Linked DNA regions of Homo sapiens: region 2 is linked to region 1. A link is an interaction called in ENCODE POLR2A ChIA-PET data of the cell type or tissue named here. Cell type or tissue: CD4-positive, alpha-beta T cell. All regions are shown on one strand. Links, peaks and the distances in the headings refer to the core of each region. The heading gives the core; the rest is flanking DNA. Region 1 overlaps LOC105372997 (a long non-coding RNA gene). Region 2 overlaps MORC2 (MORC family CW-type zinc finger 2).

Region 1 (4,393 bases), core at 149-4,148:
GGGACTACAGGTCTGTGCTGCCATGCCCAGCTGATTCTTTTATTTGCAGAGATGGGGGTCTCACTATGTTGCCCAGGCTGGTCTTGAACTTCTGACCTCAAGCAATACTCCTGCCTCAGCCTCCCAAAATGTTGGAATTATAGGCAAAACCCACCATGCCTGGCCTATACCTAGTACTTACAAGTTAGGAGGTACTCACAAAAATTCCTGATAACAGCTAACATTTATTCAGGGATCAATGAATGTCAACAATCCAATGATTTTGGTAATTTTTCTCTCTCTCTCTGCCTCCCTCCATATGAGGAAACTGAGCCATAGTTTAGTAGCTTGCCTAAGATGACATAGCTAGGAAGCAACAGAGCTGGGATTTGAATCCTCATGTTGGTGCCTGCATTCTTAACCACTATGATAACAGGCTAAGAAAGCTTAAAATTATAGATGCTAAGTAACTTACCTAAGATCTTTTTAAACATTTAAAAAGTTTTTTTTTTCCTTTGTTAGTAGGCAAGGAACTAAGATCATAGTGCAGTGCTAAGACTAGAACCCAAGTATTTTCAAAGGCTACGCTCGGCTGGGCGTGGTGGCTCATGCCTATAATACCAGCACTTTGGGAGGCTGAGGTGGGTGGATCACGAGGTCAGGAGTTTGAGATCAGCCTGGCCAACATGGTGAAACCCCATCTCTACTAAAAATACAAAAAATAGCTGGGCGTGGTGGCGGGTGCCTGTAATCCCAGTTATTCGGGAGGCTGAGGCAAGAGAATCTCGCTTGAACCTGGGAGGCGGAGGTTGCAGTGAGCCAAGATCGCACCACTGCACTCCAGTCTGGGCGACAGAGCGAGACTCTGTCTCAAAAACAAAAACAAAAACAAAAAAAAACCCCAAAGCCTACGCTCATAAATTATTTGGTATACTGCTTCTCCTACTTTAAAAGTCAGTACTAAGCTCATACTGGGTGTTAATACATTTTAAAACTGCAAATCCAGTTTACTGAAATTGGAGAATATCAGATCCCCTTCCAAGAGAGGCATAATTGTAGCTTACTGGGTGAATTCACCTTTTATATTGACAGTCTAGCCTTATGAACCAATTAAGTTTGTAGTTTCTGCATTCTTCCTGTGACACTGAAGACTGTTTTCATCAATGTGAAAACCATGTTATCTAAGCTAAATCAAAATCCACTCTCATTCAGAATTTATTCTTCCTTTTATTTCTCAACACCAGTGACATGTTCCCAAGTTCTCTGCCTTTGTGGCTCCTTAGTTTCCAGTGTGGAATGTCTTATTTCTGAAAGCAACCTGTGATTGACAAGCCTTCTTGGCTATTCTGTAGTTTACCCTAAAAAAAATCTGTTCTCTCTGTCGGCTCATTAGACTGCTTTTCCTTACATGGTACTCTGCTTTTCCCCTTTATTTCAAGCATTTATTAAAACTAAACTATGTACCAAGCATACACAAAATGGATATAACCTAACTCTTTGAAGGCTACACTTCAAAGAAACAGCCTTGGTGTTTACATATTTTGACTAGAATATTATTTCCCTAACAAGCTGCATAAAACCATTCCTGCTCAGTTTGTAATTATACACCAAAATATTGAGCACAATTTCAGTAGCTACTTCTACAGCACATCATATAAAGTGAATTGCTGGAGCCAACTCATTAGGTCTTATTCCAAAGATTTTTACCAACACTTTGGCCCTCTTTTGCTGACAAAAAAGGATTCTTAAGCCTTTTAACAGCTTTATAACTTCCTTATTAGAGTTCACTCACTAACATATCCTGTTAACAAAATGAAGTGCCCATCCTTCTTGGGAAACACTCTGGAGAATATTTCCTGATTTCATCGCACAGCTTTGTCTCTGGATTAGTAATCATCTAATACGAAACTGAGGATATGAGTATTATGTTTCACAATGTTGTCTTCAAGGATATAAACAACTCAAAATTTAAGTATTTGAGTAGCACTGTATCACATTATTATTGCCGTGATATTTTCAGAAGAAATCTGAAGTCTGCGCTAACTACAGGCCATAAAATATGGCCATCTTGCCCCAATAAATGGAGCAAAGTTCAAATCTGGATCATCAGAAAAAGACAAGAGGCACATTTCTAAACCAAATCTGATTGCCTTGAGGAAGGAAGGTACTGAACCTGTTAGAGTACATCTCTGAAGGACTGAGAATCAAGTCCTTCATTCCCTCGCCCCCTAAAAAAATCCAATCAATCATGCTGATAAATGTCTTAGTTACAGGGGAGAAAAAATAGACATGACTAAGCTGAAAAAAATCTTCTGGCTTTGTATCTTTTCTAGGCAGTGCTGTTCCTGATAAGACACATGACACAAAATATGGTTTTGCTGAGTATCAAGGTAAGTTAGGGAAAATAGTATTTTTTAAATAGGAAAATTAGATGACAACAGCAACAGGTAAAGAAGCCTTGGGCTTCTGAGGTAGAAATACTAGCATCCCTACATAGGCATGGTAGATAATCTGAAACTAGTACAAGTGCTGGCCTGTTATAGCCTGTCTCTACCGTAATCAGAGGGAAAAGTATTACAATCCAGCAAAAGTAGCCCTTCAAAATCTAAGGAGGAGCATTTCATCAGATATCAATAAATGAACCCTCGCTGCATACAAAGGCAATACATTACGTGCTGAGTGACCAACTTCAAAGAACCTTCTGCTGTTCTGAAATTTAAAACTACTCTCATTTCCTCAAGCCTGTATTTTATGTAATGAAACAAAATGCACATCATATGTCTCCTGCTGCACTGTAAGAGTAAACATAGGACCCCTCCCACCAAAAATTGTGCAAAGAGCCCTTCCCCTTCAGCTTTTTGCTATAGAAATATCCTACTACTTCCCTGAAAATAGTATATGCTTTCTTTGGCAAGTGGAATATCACCCTGTTACTCTCTCCCTTACTCTGCTTCACTTTTTTTCGCATAACGCTTAAGATTACCTAATATTTTACATGTTTATCATGTCTCTCCCAATTAGAATATAAGCTTCATGAGGGCAGAGATTTCAAATATTTTGTTCACAGATGTATTCCCAGTATCTACAACTATATTTAGCATGTAGCAGATTCTCAAAAATATTTGTAAAATTAATAAAATTTAAAAATCCCTATTATATTGGAATTGTTAAATTAAAAAAAAATTTTGGCCAGGCGCAGTGGCTCACACCTATAATCCCAGCACCTTAGGAGGCCAAGACAGGCGGATTACGAGGTCAGGAGATCGAGACCATCCTGGCTAACACAGTGAAACCCCGTCTCTACTAAACAAAATACAAAAAATTAGCCGGGCGTGGTGGCGGGCGCCTGTAGTCCCAGCTACTCGGGAGGCTGAGGCAGAATGGCGTGAACCCAGGAGGCGGAGCTTGCAGCGAGCCGAGATGGCGCCACTGCATTCCAGCCTGGGCAACAGAGCAAGACTCTGTCTCAAAAAAAATAAATTTTTTTTTTAAGACAGGGTCTCTCTTTGTTGCCCAAGCTGGAGTGCAGTGGCATGATCACAGGTCACTGCAGCCTCCAACTCCTGAACTCAAATGATCCTCCCACCTCAGTAGGTGGGACTACAGATGAGTGCCACCACACCTACCTATTTTTTTTTTTTTGTAGAGATGAGGGTCTTATTATGTTGCCCAGGCTGGTCTCAAACTCCTGGGCTCATCCTCCCACCTTGGCCTCCCAAGTGCTGGGATTTACAAGTGTGAGCCACTATACCTGGCCAAATTTTAAAATGCTACCGTATCTGTGTATGAATATGTGTGAATAAATTTACAGACTCTAGGGTGTAATTCACAGGGTAGACCAAGTCAAGAGTCAGAGGATCAGAAGCTTGGGTGGGGAGATAGGAGAGTGATTGCAAAAACAAAGCAATCTATCTTATTAAATGGACGAAAGGGATCAAACATTATCAGTAAACTATTTTAAAGAGTGAATTAAATGTATCTCTCTATCCTTTCTATGAGTGTAGTGAATTCAGATTCACCTCAGATTAGTTGAATTGACACTAGTTTTCTTCCCTGATAAAGCTTTTAAAATTTATTTAGTAAAGTGGCCAGGCATGGTGGCTCACACCTGTAATCCCAGAACTTTGGGAGGCCAAGGTGGGTGGATCACCTGAGGTCAGGAGTTTGAGACCAGCCTGGCCAACATGGTGAAACCCCATCTCTACTAAAAAAATACAAAAAAAAATTTAGCCAGGCGTGGTGGCGCACACCTTTAATCCCAGCTACTTGGGAGGCTGAGGCAGGAGAATTGCTTGAACCTGGGAGGTGGAGGTTGCAGTAAGCCGAGATGGTGCCACTGCACTCCAGCCTGGGAGACAGAGACTCTGTCCCCCCCACCCAAAAAAAAATTAGTTGTTTTCCTCCTTAAATTACA
Region 2 (4,393 bases), core at 281-4,280, 350 kb after region 1:
GAGTAGGATTTTTTTAAAACATCACTTAGACATTATTTAAATTAAATTTCACATAAATGGAAGAGTGTATTGAAATATTTATGCAGTTCAGAGGACAATTTTAAAGGCAACACCTGTGTTGCCACCATCACAGACTGATGTTAGAAGTGTCCTGTGTGCCCTCATCAGTCATATTTCTTCTTGTGCCCCCGAAGGAACTGCCTTCAGGTAACTTTTGTGATAATGATTTCCTTCTTTTTCACTATAGTTTGTCACCCTTGTATGCATTTTTAAATAATAGTTTAGTTTTGCCTATTTGTGAATTTTTTAGAAATGGACTCTTACTGTAGGTATTTTTTGTATCCTATTTCATATAACACTGTGTTTATGTTGTTCATCCATGTTGATGCTAGTAGTGGTTAGTTCATTTGTATCACTATATAGTGTTCCATTGTACAGTTTAATTTGGCCACTCTAGAATGGATATTTGGGTTATTTTTATTTATTTATTTATTTTTGAGATGGAGTCTTGCTCTGTTGCCCAGGCTGGAGTGCAGTGGCACGATCTCAGCTCACTGCAACCTCCGCCTCCCAGATTCAAGCAATTCTCCTGTCTCAGCCTCCTGAGTAGCTGGGGCTACAGACGCACGCTGCCACGCCCGGCTAATTTTTTGTATTTTAGTGGAGACCGGGATTCACCATGTTGCCCAGACTGGTCTCAAACTCCTGAGCTCAGGCAGTCCATCCACCTCAGCCTCCCAAAGTGCTGGGATTACAGACATGAGCCACTGCACCAGGCCTGGGTTATTTTTGTACATGTTTACTGGTACATATGTACAAAAGTTTCTCCTAGGGTATGTACCTAGGAGTGGAATTGCTGAGTTTTAGGTTATGTTATGTGTATTTACTGATTCACTAGATAATTGCAAATATATTTTCCCTAGTGGTAAGAGTAGAATTTTTACCAAATTAAGAAAATGACCAGGGACGTCCCAAGCAGGGAACTTCTCATGCAGAGACCCTAAGCACATAAACCAACATCTCCTGAAGGAAGTAGTCTTGTGTGGCTGAGTCTTGGGAAGAGGCAGAAGCCCTGAAGCTCACAGAGCCTCTGGTGCCAGGCTGTGGAGCTTGGGCCTCACCTACAGGGCAGTGTGGAGCTGCTGTGGGGAGGGACAAGAGAGATGCACATTTGGGAGGAAGGCTGTTCTGGGGCTTCCCTTAAAGTGCCTGCTCATGTTTACTCCACAGGTGATAGTCCCACTGCCCACCTGGAATGCTCGGACCCGGGAACCTGTCACAGACAATGTAGAGAAATTTGCCATTGAGACAGAACTCATCTATAAGTACTCTCCATTCCGCACTGAGGAGGAAGTGATGACCCAGTTTATGAAGATTCCTGGGGACAGCGGTAAGTAGGCTTTGAGCCTGTAGCCCCTAGAATCTGGGAGCTCCAGAATCACAAGTAGTGTGGGGGTGGGCCGGGGGATCTGGCAGGACAAAAGATTTCTGTTTCTCAGGAACATTGGTGATCATCTTCAATCTCAAACTCATGGATAATGGAGAGCCAGAACTAGACATAATCTCAAATCCAAGAGATATCCAGATGGCAGAGACGTCCCCAGAGGGCACGTGAGTGTGGCTGGGAAGGGAGGGAGGCCCTGGAACTGGCGTTTGTGCTCTCAGGAGATGGCTTCAGGGAAAGAGGGGAGAGCACATTCATTGCCCAGTGTTCTGTGGTAGGGTAGTATGTAGGGCCAGCTCAGTTGCCTGTGGGGTGCCTGTGCTGAGGACGTGAGAGGGGCGGGATGTGGTGCTCACACTAAGGGAGCACCAGTTCAGGGCAGCAGCAGAAGTCAGTACCTAACATGGAAAGGTGGAGAGCCTGCAGAGAGGATGTTGTGCCCTTGGTCAGGCCTGTTGTGGAGCAGGTGACAGCACTTCTCTGTTTTTGCCCTCTCCAGGAAGCCAGAGCGGCGCTCGTTCCGTGCCTATGCCGCTGTGCTCTATATTGATCCCCGGATGAGGATCTTCATCCATGGGCACAAGGTGCAGACCAAGAGGCTCTCCTGCTGCCTGTACAAGCCCAGGTAGGGGCCAGTGCCCCTTGGCCTGCTGTCTCCCATGGGTCGAGGATGTGGCCGCGTTTCTCTGGGGCATTGTTAGAGGGATGCTGTATAAGAGGCTCTGGCAGTGCTGACTACGTTTGGGACTTTAAGTTGCCTGTGATTGGTCACAGGGTCAGTTCTGGGTCCTAGAGGAGGGACAGATCAGCTGTGGAGGTGGCTGGCTAAGCTCATTGAGTATGTGTGCCTCTGTGACAGGGAGGGTGCCCTGCCTGGCTCAGTGAGCTGTCTGAGTCTCTTGGCTTTAGGGCCAAGGGGCCTTTAGACACTATATAGGAAAGCAGTGGGCTTGGCTTACTCCTGAGGTTTGTTTCTGCTGTGGGATGAATGACAACCCTGGTGAATGGTGAGGTTGCTTATCAAAGACAGCAGGAGGCTAAGGGCAAGTGGAATAAGGAACTGCACCTTTTTGCTGAATTGAGCTTGGATTTGTCTCATCATGAGGGGCCAGGACAGCACAGCTTGGGAGGAGGCAGGAAGGCAGGGTGCTTCCTGTGCTTGGGTGTGCCACCTGCCCCACTGCTGCGTGGGCCATCAGCTTGCTTTTTCTACTGATCAGGATGTACAAGTACACGTCAAGCCGTTTCAAGACCCGTGCGGAGCAGGAGGTGAAGAAAGCAGAGCACGTAGCAAGGATTGGTAATGCCACTCTGGGTGCAGGAGTTGGGGGGGTGTGCATCTGGGGTATGCTGCTTGTGGGCAAAGTGGGGTTCCAGGAAAAGGCTGAGTCCACAACTCAGGGACAAGGCTGGTCTCCTGAAGCATAGTTCAGTTCCTTTGCAGCCCCTTTCACTACATGCCAACTCCCTCAGCATTTCTTCTTTCTACACTCCACTTTCTCTTCTTCTGCCATTTATAGGGCCTAAAAGTGTCAGCTCTTTGGCTTATCCCAATTGAAGAATCCCACTGAGTTCTCTGGTGCAAATACTTGTGAAATTGCTTTTCCTGACTTCAGGGCAAACATCTCAGGGGCTCTCTCGCTGTTCAGGGTTTCTCAGGGTTTCTCGGCTGCTTGTTGGAGAGTGATTGGCTGAAGACTTCTTTAGCTTCCAGCTCAAGCTGAGTGTTCAACTGGTTGCCTTAGGTGTTTTTTTTTTTTTTTTAAACCTGTTCTGGTTCATTTGTAAAGTTTCCTTGGGGCCTCCGTGATAGGTTTGAATGCCAGATTTTCCTTCTGTGACTGACTGCCGTCCAGGCACAGAGGCTGCCCTCACATTGCTCACCAGCCATAGCTCCCCCTACTCTTTTTTTCCTTGGTGGTGTACACACTTCGTGTCCAGTACTGTGGATCCAGGAGGGATGACCAAGAGTTTTGAACCTTTGCATTTCTTACCATGTTCTCTTCTGGGTTTCAGCTGAAGAGAAGGCGCGGGAGGCAGAGAGCAAAGCTCGGACATTAGAAGTACGCCTAGGTGGAGACCTCACGCGGGACTCCAGGGTAAGGTCCCGGCCCAGGCGGCTGTTCTCCAGCGTTTCTGGCACTAGGAGCCCATGTCCCATGAGCCTGGTCAAGTAAAACACAGCTTTTGAGTTTGTCCCCAGTGAGGGCTGTTTTCTGTAGAAAGAAGTAAATTTCCAGGTGTGGTTTTACATCTTTGAGATAAATTGAGATGTCTTAGATGTAATGTTTCAATATTCCCTGCTGTGGCCTAGAGTGCCACCTCCCCTCACCTGATGTCAATGTGTGCAGGTGATGTTGCGACAGGTCCAGAACAGAGCCATCACTCTGCGCAGAGAAGCCGATGTCAAGAAGAGGATCAAGGAGGCCAAGCAGCGGTGAGTGCCAGGCCTGTCCTTGGATCTTTTAAACTGACGTAGCTTTTGGACTGATTATTGACAGGTTGCTATTCTGTCACCAAGACTGCTTTGTTTTAATGCCAAATGCTTGTCAAATGCCTCCTGCAGGAGGGAAGTCTTAATCCTAGCTCTCAGCCCTTTTTTGAGTCATAAAGACAGGGCAGGGCTGACAACCTCGGCTCGAGCACCAAAACCATCCTTTGGCACTGTCTTACCTTTTCTTCCCTTTTTCTTTCTTTCTTTTCATTTAAAGGATGTATAAAATGCTCATTGTATGAAACTTGAAAAATATAAAATGTTTAAGGAGTAACATTTTTAAACTCCCTTATACTTCTACCACCTGGTGATACGACCCTATTTTTTATGTTACATATATATTTTTTCATATTCATTTTCTCCTCAGTGGTTATGTATGTAGAATAATGCTGGAGATTGAGTGTTGTATACTTTTGCATTTAGAACCAGCATTTGTCCTGGATCATTAAGTTTCC

The links. Peaks named below come from ENCODE experiments on the same cell type or tissue, not always from the same donor. Only the 100,000 strongest peaks of a DNase experiment are listed, where the experiment ranks them.
Region 2: POLR2A ChIA-PET joins it to region 1 with 5 read pairs; 5 of 35 experiments call an interaction of 5 or more read pairs at or near these places.

What each region holds. Positions count from the first base shown.
Region 1 is chr22:31,293,917-31,298,309 of GRCh38, reverse strand. It overlaps LOC105372997 (a long non-coding RNA gene), which reads left to right. Exons shown (of 4, transcript XR_001755493.3): 2 at 2,313-2,369. Among named protein-coding and RNA genes, the nearest start is that of PIK3IP1, 3.6 kb to the right of the region's middle. RefSeq lists an enhancer at 2,770-2,819. In CD4-positive, alpha-beta T cell, for the core only: no CTCF peak of the experiment used is centred there; a DNase peak (open chromatin) is centred at 1,829; H3K4me3 peaks cover 1,033 bases; H3K27ac peaks cover 457 bases.
Region 2 is chr22:30,939,109-30,943,501 of GRCh38, reverse strand. MORC2 (MORC family CW-type zinc finger 2) reads left to right here. Exons shown (of 26, transcript NM_001303256.3): 7 at 1,231-1,390; 8 at 1,500-1,611; 9 at 1,944-2,069; 10 at 2,665-2,744; 11 at 3,461-3,543; 12 at 3,796-3,881. Among named protein-coding and RNA genes, the nearest start is that of MORC2-AS1, 19 kb to the right of the region's middle. RefSeq lists a silencer at 3,688-3,903. In CD4-positive, alpha-beta T cell, for the core only: no CTCF peak of the experiment used is centred there; a DNase peak (open chromatin) is centred at 2,641; H3K4me3 peaks cover 2,433 bases; H3K27ac peaks cover 3,530 bases.